2 separate regions of the Homo sapiens genome follow, and region 1 is linked to region 2. Evidence: chromatin contacts called from ENCODE Hi-C or POLR2A ChIA-PET data. All regions are on one chromosome and are shown on one strand. The core of a region is the stretch at or near the end of the contact, and the rest is flanking DNA. Distances in the headings are between cores, read along the strand shown.

Region 1 (6,039 bases), core at 3,540-6,039, 200 kb before region 2:
CCTTCCAACAGAGATCAGTCAAGCTCACGGGGCTTTGGATCTGCTTGTTGGAAGGTGTGTGTGTCATGGGGACAGGTCCTGGCTGCCTCCCCCAGAATATTCTAAACCCCTCCTGTGGGACACAAGCCCTCCTGAGCCAGTCTGGTGATGTGAACCTCACCCTGGCCAGTGCCTCCCACCCCTACAAACTCCCCTTGTGTGGTTTCAGTTTGGTTTTTACACTTACATAGTTCTTTACTCTCAAAGGGATTTTCTAACCATTCTCTCACCATCGGGTGCCACAGGCTTTTATTTTCAAAGAGTCACACAAATTTCTAATTCTTTTTCCCAAACGAACTTCACAAGTAATTAATTCCACTTAGCTGGACGCCTGGGAAGGAGGTTCAACAGTCCTCGTCCCATGACCCGGTGAACTCATGTCTTCATTCTCTCCCTTCACCTGTCTCCTCTTTTCCATGCTGTGCCTTCACTTTTTACCAGGTCTTCTCTTTTGAAATCTTAAATGCTTAGACATTTCTGTATTTTCAGAGTTTGTGTTCTAGTTAATTCTTGTCCAACCTTTTTTTTTTTTTTTTTGAGATGGAGTCTTGCTCTGCCGCCCAGGCTGGAGTGCGGTGTCGAGATCTCGGCTCACTGCAAGCTCCGCCTCTCAGGTTCACGTCATCTTCCTGCCTCAGCCTCCCAGGTAGCTGGGACTATAGGTGCCCGCCACCACACCTGGCTAATTTTTTGTATTTTTAGTAGAGACAAGGTTTCACCGTGTTAGCCAGGATGGTCTCCATCTCCTGACTTTGTGATCCACCCACCTTGGCCTCCCAAAGTGCTGGGATTACAGGCGTGAGCCACCACGCCTGGCCTTTTTTTTTTTTGAAGCGGAATCTCGCTCTGTCACCCAGGCTGAAGTGCAATGGCACGATCTCGGCTCACTGCAACCTCCGTCTCCTGGGTTCAAGCAATTCTTCTGCCACAGCCTCCAAAGTAGCTGGGATTACAGGCATGTGCCACCACACCCAGCTAATTTTTGTATTTTTAGTAGAGACGGGGTTTTACCATGTTGGCCAGGCTGGTCTCAAACTCCTGACCTCAGGTGATCCACCCGCCTTGGCCTCCCAAAGTGCTGGGATTACAGGCATGAGCCACTGTGCCTGGCCCCTTGTCCAACCTTTGAAGACAGTAGGATTTTCTTTCTGTAGGAATCAGAATTTTCCAAGGTGCCATGTGGGGCAGTTATGTAAATGAAGCACCCCCAGATCCCTACAGCCTCCTTGGATTTTGATCCAACACAGAAAAATTATCATTTATTTATTTATTTATTATTTAGAGACAGGGTCTTGCTCTGTCACCCAGGCTGGAGTGCAGGGGCACAGTCATAGCTCATTGCAGCCCCCAACTCCTGAGCTCAAGTGATCCTCTTGCCTCAGCAAGTAGCCAGGACTATAGGCATGTTCCAACACCATGCCCAGCTAGTTTTTTGTTTTTTTTTTTTTTAGTTTTGTAGAGGCGAGGTCTCACTATGTTGCCCAGACTGGTCTCTTACTCCTGGGCTCAAGCCATCCTCCTGCCTCAGAAAGTCATCTTTGCCTCAAATGTACGATTAATTTGGGGGTAGGCTTTGCCACCACTATCTCACTGGGTCCTCCCCAGACCACTGTGGGATAGGGCTGTCTCTTTCCCCATCTTTGAAATGAGGAAACAGGTCTGAAAATCGAGGCAACTCCCATCTTCTCCCACCACCCCTGAAGCCCTAGCACAAGGCTGGGCATCCAGCCAGCCCTCGGGAAGTTTGTTTGGACTGGGATGACTGAACTAGGTCTTTTTTCTGAGTCCTAAACCCCCAGGGACATCCCGTTCATTCGGTCTGCAAATATACTTTTTGTATACCTACTATGTGCCAGGTGCTGTTTTAGGCCTTAGGGATAAAGCCGTGAATAAAACAAAGATCCTTGTCCTTGTGGACCTTACATCCCAGCAGCGGAGAAGACAGATGAGTAAAGTATATGGTATGTTAGGTAAAAGTGTTAAGAAAAATAAAGCAGGATGTTGGGCATGGTGGCTCACGCCTGTAATCCCAGCATTTTGGGAGGCTGAGGTGGGTGGATCACCTGAGGTCAGAAGTTCGAGACCAGCCTGGCCAACATGGTGAAACCCCATCTCTACTAAAAATACAAAAATTAGCTGGGCGTGGTGGCAGGCGCCTGTAATCCCAGCTACTCGGGAGGCTGAGGCAGGAGAATTGCTTGAACTCAGGAGGTGGAGGTTGCAGTGAGCCAAGATCATGCCACTGCACTCCAGCCTGGCGACAGAGCAAGACTCAGTCTCAAATACAAAAAAAAAAAAAAGAGAAAGCAGGAAGAGGGAACAGGAAGTACTGGGAAATGTAATTTTTTGATGAGGGAGAGTTTCTCCAAGGAGGCAACATCTGTAAAGACCTGCAGGAGTTGAGGGCAGGCGCCATTCATCTTCCAGCCTTTGGTCAGGCCTGCCCACTTCTCTCCAAGGACCTTCTCCTGCCCTCATGTGGGTCCTCTGGTCCAGAATAGACTTGTGAAGTCATTGACAACAATCCTCAAACACTGCACTCCCCCAAGACTGCATAATAAACTCATTCATACTAAGGTATTAGCAGTTCTTCATGGAGAACTCTTGGGTGGGGAGCCAAGCTCTGAAAAGCCCCGTGAGGGAATGCCTTATCTCAGGAAGGAGCCCTGGGATGGGAACCACCCCTCCTCCCTGCCTCTCTCCCCCACAGAGATTGAGTCTCACATTATAAAGCAAGAAGATATACTTAATGGCAAAGAGAATGAGATTAAAGAGTTGCAGCAAGTTATCAGCCAGCAGAAACAGATCTTCAGGTGAGGGGTCTGGGCCCGGCTGGGGGTTGTTGATGACACTGGGGAGCCAGACCTCTGGCCCCTACCTACCCTTGGCTGTCCACAGCCCACCACCAGCCGGCTCCGTTGCAGGAATCACATGTCTGACTTCCGGATCCAGAAGCAGCAGGAGAGCTACATGGCCCAGGTGCTGGACCAGAAGCATAAGAAAGCCTCAGGGACACGTCAGGCCCGCAGCCACCAGCATCCCAGGGAAAAATAAAATGGCCGCCGCTTTCCTGTTCTCTGGCTGTAATCCCCAGCCTCTGCCTTCTCTGCTCTGGGAGTCCCCAGCCTCTAGCCCCTGCTACTTCCCTCCCTCTTGGATAGTGGTAGGGGTCCACAAGGTGGGGGCTTGTAGCCTAGGGGAGGAGCTGGGTCTTTGTTGTCTGGTAGGCACCACCGCTTCCTTTGGGTATTTAATCCCTTCCTATATAAACAGCCCTGGTTACCCAGTAATATTCCACCCCACTCCCAGTGTCCTGGTAAATTTAACTTCCCAACTTGACTACAGGGCCGGAAGCCCTGACCAGAAACTTCAAAGACAGTGGGTTCCAGAACCACAAGGAATTTGGGAAGTCAGTTTCCATCACATGACAATAATGTTATACCTGCAAATTGCATTTGCACCTGCTGACACCTCCCCCAAACGGGAGCTTCACAATGGGAGGAAGAGAAAAGACAATGCTGTGTGTGGTTTTAAGGTGGAGAAACAATCTGGGAAGGGACCTCAATTTGCACAAGTTGCACAGGCAGGGCTGGATGGGATGGAGCAGCAACATTTTTTCAGAAGCCATCACCGAGTGCCCCCTAGGTGATCATGGGGACACACCCAGGCAGAGGACCCACTTCAGGGGTCAGATTAGCCCAGTGTAGCCTGTCCTGGGTCGGTTTGAGGCCAAGTGCACAGGAGGGGGCAGTGCTCTTGCTCCAGGGCCAGCTGGGGCCTGAGTCATAGCAGGACCTTGAAGCCAGAAGTTTAAGGGCAAGTGGTGCCCACAGTTGTAAGACAATGACAGGTGGTGGTTGCCTCCCCACCAGCGCCTGTCCCCAGGGCAGGTCCTAAGGCTGTGGGGGCTGAAGTTAGGGCCTTGTGAATACCTGGGGGAGCACAGGGCTGTTCTGGCCGCAGGGGCCTTTGGAGCTGGGACCACAAGCTACTTCGAAGCTTCCTGTAGGACCCCACATCGGTATCCAGGGCCTGTTCTAGGTGCTGAGGCAGACTGAAAGCTAGAGCTGTCCACTCCAGCTCCTTCCAATAGGTCCCACCGAGGGCAGTGGGTCCAGCCAGTGGTAGTACCTTCCTGAGGCCCTGAGGAGTCAGGGAAGCCTCTAGCGGTGCTCCTCACTCTACTGAAGGGGATCAGGAAGAGTGTAACTGGGGTCAAGAAAGGTGGTGTGTGCACCCTTAAGAGCTCTAGCTGAGGCCAGCAATGGCAATGGGGGTCCCCTGCAGTGATGCTAAGGCACCCGGGGCTGAGGGGAAGATGAAATTGCTGGCCCTACCTGAGTCTCCTGGCCTGAAGGTCTGGTTCACCCGCTCACAGCCTGAACTGCACACAGCAGTGCCTGACTTCAGGCGGATCCCTGCTGGGCTTCAGTTTCCTCACCTGTGATAGGTGGAGTTGGGCCTAACTCCTGGCTCCAAGGCTTTGAAAGTTGGGCCTGCCATTCCCTCACCTGCCTGTCAGCCAAAGCTTGGAGCCCACCCCAGGTACTCCGGCTTGTGCCTGAGAAGGGGGTTAGTTGGGCATGGGGGCTGGACAGGGAAGGGTGCAGGGCCCAGGTCTTTTCTGCTGCCGGCGCCGCTGGCTCAGGAGTGGACGCGGCCGCTTTAAGGCGCGGTGACCCCCACGGCATCCTCGGGCGGGGCGGGGACAGTGCCGGCGCCACCAGCGGAGGCGAATGCGAGGGAGATAGTGCACGGCGTCCGGCCCCACCATGCTGACCGCGCTCGCCCCGCCAGCCCTGCCTGGGATCCCGAGGCAGCTGCCCACGGCCCCCGCGCGGCGCCAGGACTCCTCCGGTTCGTCAGGCTCCTACTACACGGCTCCAGGTTCTCCGGAGCCCCCGGACGTTGGGCCGGACGCGAAAGGCCCAGCGAATTGGCCCTGGGTGGCTCCTGGGCGGGGGGCGGGCGCGCAGCCTCGCCTGTCCGTCAGCGCCCAGAATAGCCGCCAGCGGCACGGGCCCGGCTCGGGTTTCCCGCGAGGCCCAGGTTCCGGCCCACGGCCACCCCAGCCCCAGCTGCGCACGCTGCCGTCGGGGGAGATGGAAGTCATCTTCGGCGTCGGACCCCTGTTCGGCTGCTCCGGCGCAGACGATCGCGAGGCGCAACAACAGTTCACGGAGCCGGCCTTCATCAGCCCCTTGCCGCCGGGGCCAGCGTCTCCCGCCGCGGTCCCACGCCAGTCCCAGGTCCCCGATGGTGGCTCCCGCTGGGCCACCTACCTAGAGCTGCGGCCCCGTGGGCCAAGTCCTGCCGCCCCAGCGCAGTTCGAGTGTGTGGAGGTGGCTCTGGAGGAGGGCGCCGCGCCCGCCAGGCCCCGGACAGTGCCCAAGCGTCAGATCGAGCTGCGCCCCCGGCCCCAGAGTCCCCCAAGGGCGGCCGGCGCGCCGCGCCCCCGGCTGCTCCTGCGCACCGGTTCCCTGGACGAGTCGCTGGGCCCCCTGCAGGCCGCCGCGGGCTTCGTGCAGACGGCGTTGGCCAGAAAACTGAGCCCCGAGGCCCCGGCCCCGAGCAGCGCCACCTTCGGGTCCACGGGGCGGTCGGAACCTGAGACCCGGGAAACGGCCCGCAGCACCCACGTGGTCCTGGAGAAGGCTAAGTCTCGGCCACTTCGCGTACGAGATAATTCGGCCCCCGCCAAGGCCCCGAGGCCGTGGCCCAGCCTCCGCGAGCGCGCGATTCGGCGCGACAAGCCTGCGCCCGGGACGGAGCCGCTGGGTCCTGTTAGTTCCAGCATCTTCCTTCAGTCAGAGGAGAAGATCCAGGAGGCGCGGAAGACTCGGTTCCCGCGAGAGGCGCCGGATCGAACTGTTCAGAGGGCACGGAGTCCGCCTTTTGAGTGTAGGATCCCCTCGGAGGTTCCGAGTAGGGCTGTGAGGCCAAGGAGCCCGTCCCCGCCACGGCAGACTCCAAATGGGGCTGTACGGGGTCCTCGCTGCC
Region 2 (5,949 bases), core at 77-2,576:
TGAGGGCAGGAGGGGGCAGTCATTTTTATTCATCAGGTTAAGCATGTCTAGGCAAGGGGAAGGTCTAAAAGTGGAATAGTGGAAAGAGAACAGGACATTGGAGACACTTAAATCTAGCTTTAACTCCCAGTTCTACCACTTCCTGACTGTATGACTTTGTATAACTCCTTTAGCCTCTTTGAGCGTCAGCTTCTCCATTTATAAAAAGGGGATGACCATTCTGCTCAGAGGACGTTATAAGTAAATAAAATATATATGCAGCACCTGGTACAGAAAGCATGATATTCACTGGTACAGCAGAATTACAACTGCGTTGACACCAGCCTGGGCAACATAGCGAGACCCTGTCTGTAAAAAAAAAAAAAAAAAAAAAATTAGCCTGGCAACGGTGGCACGCGCCTGTGGTCCCAGCTACTGGATGGAGGCTGAGGGGGAGGATCCCTTGAGCCTGGGAGGTCAAGGCTGTGATAAGCCAAGATCCTGCCACTGCACTCCAGCCTGGGGGACACAGATTCTGTCTTAAAAAAAAATCAGAATCGCAAGTGACCTTTATTTTATTTTATTAGATTTTGAGACAGAGTTTCACTCTGTCACCCAGGCTGGAGTGTAGTGGCACGATTTTAGCTCACTGCAACCTCTGCCTGGTGGGTTCAAGCGATTCTCCTGCCTCAGCCTCCCAAGTAGCTGGGATTACAGGCGCTCGCCACCACGCCTGGCTAATTTTTGTATATTTAGTAGAGACGGGGGTTTCACCATGTTGGTCAGGCTGGTCTTGAACTCCTGGCCTCAAGTGATCTGCCTGCCTGGGCCTCCCAAAGTGCTGGGATTACAGGTGTGAGCCACCGCGCCCGGCCACCTGATGCTATTTTTAAAATAACTGGTCCTTGTAAAAAATCTACACAAGTATATAAAGTGAGTGGCTTAAAGGTGTCCTATTTTGCATGAATTTGCGAGAAATTTTATTGCTGGAGACTCTCGGCTTCTGTCCCAAACTGAGTCACAAGAACTTGATTTATTTTTACTCCGCACCCCTCTGATTGCTTTCTGAGGGTCCTTCCGCTAGAAAGAAATTACATTGTTGGAAAATCAGACAGGAAACTTCGCAGTTCCAGCCTGGAAGCAAAAGCAGGCGTGAAGCTATCTCTTCAGCCCTCCCTCCCCCCAAGGGGAGGGGCACGGGGGCAGCTCGTGCAAGAGTCTGCAGAGGGCGGGGCTAGGGGCGGGGCTCCCACCTCGGTGCGGGGCGGGGGGCGCCGCGCGCTGGTCTGGCGGCCCGCGATTGGGCGAGGCCGCGAGCGGCGTGACAGCTGCCAGCTCACCGGCTCAGACGGTCGCCGCCGCGTTTGCGCAGGGGGAGCTGGTCGCCGCCGCGGCCGCCTGGAATTGTGGGAGTTGTGTCTGCCACTCGGCTGCCGGAGGCCGAAGGTAGGGGCGGTGAGGGCCGCCCGGCCCTGGAGCTGGGCGGGGGGCTCAGGGCGCTTCCTGGGCCTCCTCCTGCCGGCGGCCTCGGCGCCTTCCCAGCAGTGTTCTGGGGACCCACACATCCTCACTAGTGTCTCCAAAGCGGGACGTCCAAGTGGGCCCGGGGCTCCCTGCCGAAGGCCTACCTTTCTTATCTTTCCCACTCAGAATGTCTCCATTCACCTCTTTATTGGCAGGAGATGGGGCCGTGGAAATTTGAGATTGGCTTTGGCTCCGCACCTGTTTTTAGTGCCCTTGCCTGTTTCATTCTCCCAGCCTAAGTTTCCGTATCTGTCCGAAGAAGGGGTGGTTTGGTGTTGATCTCCGAGACCCGTGTGTCTCTTCCCATGTGGAATTATTGTCACTCTCTTATTGCTTGTTTTTCTTTGTCCTGGAAAATTTGCCTTTAGAGGTTACAGACTGGTTAGTGTTATCTCTCGGATCGTCTAGGGGCTTTGTGCATAAGCCTTGGGCTCCATTCCCTGGGATTTCCGATAAGATGGTGCGTGGGCAGCTGTACCCCAGGGGGTTCTCATTCAGGTGGTCCCGGAATCCTGGCTTTGAAAATCCCTGCTTCAGAAGTCAGGAGAGAATGACTTGACATATGAGCCCCTGGAATGGGGCTCTGAGTGGGAAAAGCCAGGAATCAGGAAATGCTAACACGTGTGAGGCTGGGGCTTTCTTTGCACCGGAGGAATTAGAATGCCATTTGATGTCTTTTAAAAATATTTGACTACCTATATATGTAAGATCAGTTTTCTAATATTCTTAAATGCCTGGCTTCGTTTAAAGTTCAGTTGGCTTTCCCACCTCAATAAACCTAAATAAAAACATGATCTGAGAGATGGGGCGGGGGTTAAGTTAACCCAAACTAAGTAGACAGGAGGAGAATGAAACTTACATATTTGCTAAGAGAAGAAAGTGATGTGTTTATAAACAGTTTTTTTTTTTTTTTTTTTTTTTTGAGGCGGAGTTTCGCTCTTGTTTCTCAGGCTGGAGTGCAATGGTGCCATCTCGACTCACAGCAACCTCCGCCTCCCAGGTTCAAGCGATTCTCCTGCCTCACCTTCCCGATTAGCAGGGATTACAGGCATGCGCCATCGTGCCCGGCTAATTTTCTATTTTTAATAGAGACAGGGTTTCTCCATGTTGATCAGGCTGGTCTCGAACTCCTGACCTCAGGTGATCTGTCTACCTCGGCCTCCCAAAGTGCTGGGATTACAGGCATGAGCCACCTCGCCTGGCATATAAACAGGTTTTTTTTTGACATTGTGAAAGATATTTTGTTGTGTGTGTGTGTCTTTTCTGCTCTCACCCCACCCAAGTTTTTTTCTTTTCTGATAAAAGTATAGCCAGATTTGGGGATTGGGTAGGATTTTGATGGGAGCCAGAGTGTAACGATATTGGGATTGATATTTGTATAACATGGGTCAGAACTTGGTCTGTGGTTTTGAGAACATGGCTCTCGGGTTTTTAAGATGGTGTTACCACACCACATTTATTTCCCCTTTCTTTCATTTGTTTAGTGAATTTAATCTGCTCATGAATACATGTGCTGTTTTAATGAAATTGGCAATAGAAGAGACGTTCTGCTCCCATTTTACAGGTGATGGAAATGTTAGTAGGGATGCGGCAGTCCAGGAATGAAAAGTTGCCTAGTACTTTGATTCCCACTTACTTCCCCTTCCCTGCTGTTTTCTGAAGGCCAGCTATTACTTCTCTACTGAGGCCAACTGTGAGCCCTGGTGTGTTTCATTGGCAGGAGAAGAGGCTAATTAAGTGAAACTGAAAGGTAACAAAATGGATTTTAAAATAACTGACATGTGGGAACTTGATCCACCAATGAATGTTCTCCTTTAGAGTGATGTGTGCAGGTGTAGGTGGTGGGAGTTGAGGATGGCGTGCCTAAGTGATTTGGCTGTTGTCCAAGGCAGTTTTGAAAATCCACCTCTGGAATTGTTTTCAGAGACCTTTTTGAACCATGCGAGAGATCAGTTTCTTTAATATATTAAACCATACTGTATTATTATTATTATTATTTTTCAGATGGGGTCTCACACTGTGGTTCAGGCCGGAGTGCAGTGGCATAATCATAGCTCACTGCAACCTTGAACTCCTGGGCTTAAGTAATACTCTCACTAAAGCCTCCTGAGTAGTTGGGACTACAGGGGCGCACCACCAGGCCCAGCTAATTTTGTAATTTTAATTTTTGTAGAGACAGGGTCTCGCTGTGTTGCCCAGGCTGTTTTTGAATTCCTGGCCTCAAGCGATTCTTCTGTCTTGGCCTCCTAAAATGTTGAGATTACAGGCGTGAGCCACTGCACACAGCCTATATATATTTAACCCCGAATGGCATGGGTAAGCAACCTTGTCACCTGCCTTGTCTTCAGATGAGTTAACAGTTCTTTTGAAGTGGAAATAACAGATTTTTGGAGGGTGGTGAACATGAGTTTTAATTCTGAGTCTACCACTTATTAGCCACATAACCTTGGATAAGTTACTTCACCTCTGGGGCTCAATGTACCACTACATAACAGTGGGAATAGGGCCGGGCATGGTGGCTCACGCCTGTAATCCCAGCACTTTGGGAGGCCAAGGTGGGCGGATCACGAGGTCAGGAGATCGAGACCATCCTGGCTAACACGGTGAAACCCCGTCTCTACTAAAAATACAAAAAATTACCCGGGCGAGGTGGTGGGTGCCTGTAGTCCCAGCTACTCAGGAGGCTGAGGCAGGAGAATGGCGTGAACCTGGGAAGCGGAGCTTGCAGTGAGCGGAGATCACGCCATTCACTCCAGCCTGGGCGACAGAGCGAGACTCCGTCTCAAAACAAAACAAAACAAAACAAAAAAAACTGGGAATAATATTTACTTTGAAGGGTGGTTAAATGACGTATTACACATGAAAGCTCTTGGGACATAGGAATGCAATAAATGTTTTCACCCTCAAAGAATGAAGATTTGCCGTTAATGAGAATATTCAAAAGAACATGAGAGTCTCTGGCCGGGTGCGGTGGCTCACACCTGTAATCCCAGCACTTTGGGAGGCTGAGGTGGGTGGATCACCTGAGGTCGGGAGTTCAAGACCAGCCTGACCAACATGGAGAAACCCCGTCTCTACTAAAAATGCAAAATTAGCCGGGCGTGGTGGCGCATGCCTGTAATCCCAGCTACTCGGGAGGCTGAGGCAGGAGAATCACTTGAACTCGGGAGGCGGAGGTTGCAATGAGCCGAGATCATTGTGCCATTGCACTCCAGCCTGGGTGATAGAGCGAGAGATTCTGTCTCAAAAAAAAAAAAAAAGGCTCTGAAAGGAAGTTGTACCTTTTTCGAAATAGGTGGATTCTCTTTTTCACATACTTGTGGATTCATACTCTGACCTGCTCAGCCTCCCCCTGTCTTTCTTCATTCATTTTCTGTCCTTTCCTAAGTGAAGTTTTGCTGCAGAGGCTGTCTGCCAGTCTCTTGTAGTAAGCCTCTTTTCAGGAGAGCTAATCTGAACTCTCTTACAATGCTAGTCCCTTAGTCGCTATTCCTAGGGATTTTTTTCTGGGGGCTCCAGATGGTGCTTGGATCACGCTCTGTAGCACAGCCATCTCTAACTCCTGGATTTGGTGTCAATTTGGAGACCCATCCTGTGGAGCTAATCTTCTCTCTTTCTGAGCAAGGATGAATACTTTATCCTTTTCTGAGTCGGCCTTAAACTGCAAACCTTAGTCTTCTACAGCAGAGAGTCTTGTATTTTAATTATACGTAGACTAAAGACGGAATAGCATGCCCTTTTCTTTTCTTCCTTTACTTTCACCAAGGATTTCACTGCTGAGTAGGGGAGTAGGAGAATAGCCTGTTGCCATTCAGAGTGAGGCCTTGGGTAACCCCTGATTCCTAGCATAAGCAATAACTGAGTTCATCTTTGGGACAAAAACCTTGTAAAAGATTCGGGCTGCTCAGACACATGTGGAGAACCTCAAGCTAGGAATTTTCCTAGCTTGTGAGGAGTTTACACCTGGCATTCTTACTTTTGCAAATTTGTACCCAGAATCCAGTAGCAACAAAACTATATTCAGCCCAGACTTGTAGTTCCTTCAGGTTCCACCAGGCAGCTGTAAGACATGGCTGTGATTATGCTGGCTGGCCATGTTTGCCTTCATCCTCCTAATACTGCCCTTGGCTTTGGTATTGAGAAGGAAGTGGCATAATCAATTCATGAGTAACATTCTCTGCCAAAGTGGAAATCAGGGGCAGAGAGTTGTGAGCATAGGACTAGACAAATGGAAAGAGCCAGCCTTGCCTCAGGAATGCTGCTAAAGTGCTGTGAATCCGTGACAACCACTGTGTTTCTTGGTGTCACCTCATTTGTGAAATGGGAATGCCTTCATTGATCTCTCTCTTGAGAAGAGTGGACCACCATGCCAGTTTTCCCAGGACAGAGGGATATCCGTATGTGGGACTTTTAGTGCCAAAAGCAGGAAAGTCCGGGGCAAACCAG

What was found. A loop is a pair of places that touch in the nucleus more often than their neighbours do. ChIA-PET counts read pairs that join two places held with the same protein, here RNA polymerase II (POLR2A). Pooled maps may share reads with other maps.
Region 1: a loop to region 2 is called in a map with no recorded cell type, with 19 times the contacts of the local background. The contact joins the promoter of PROB1 here to the promoter of SIL1 in region 2. A Hi-C loop is called at or near these places in 10 of 168 maps with a recorded cell type or tissue (B cell, CD4-positive, alpha-beta T cell, CD4-positive, alpha-beta memory T cell and 6 more), 25 of 37 single-sample maps with no recorded cell type and 17 of 50 pooled maps. POLR2A ChIA-PET finds 5 or more read pairs at or near these places in 4 of 52 experiments (GM12878, RWPE1, activated B cell and 1 more).

What each region holds. Positions count from the first base shown.
Region 1 is chr5:139,393,854-139,399,892 of GRCh38, reverse strand. It overlaps PROB1 (proline rich basic protein 1), which reads left to right and starts at 4,789. Exons shown (of 1, transcript NM_001161546.2): 1 at 4,789-6,039. The coding sequence starts at 4,812. It overlaps SPATA24 (spermatogenesis associated 24), which reads left to right. Exons shown (of 6, transcript NM_194296.2): 5 at 2,750-2,852; 6 at 2,964-3,126. The coding sequence ends at 3,093. RefSeq lists an enhancer at 282-501 and a silencer at 5,274-5,563.
Region 2 is chr5:139,193,745-139,199,693 of GRCh38, reverse strand. SIL1 (SIL1 nucleotide exchange factor) reads left to right here and starts at 1,326. Exons shown (of 10, transcript NM_022464.5): 1 at 1,326-1,425. RefSeq lists a silencer at 1,121-1,650.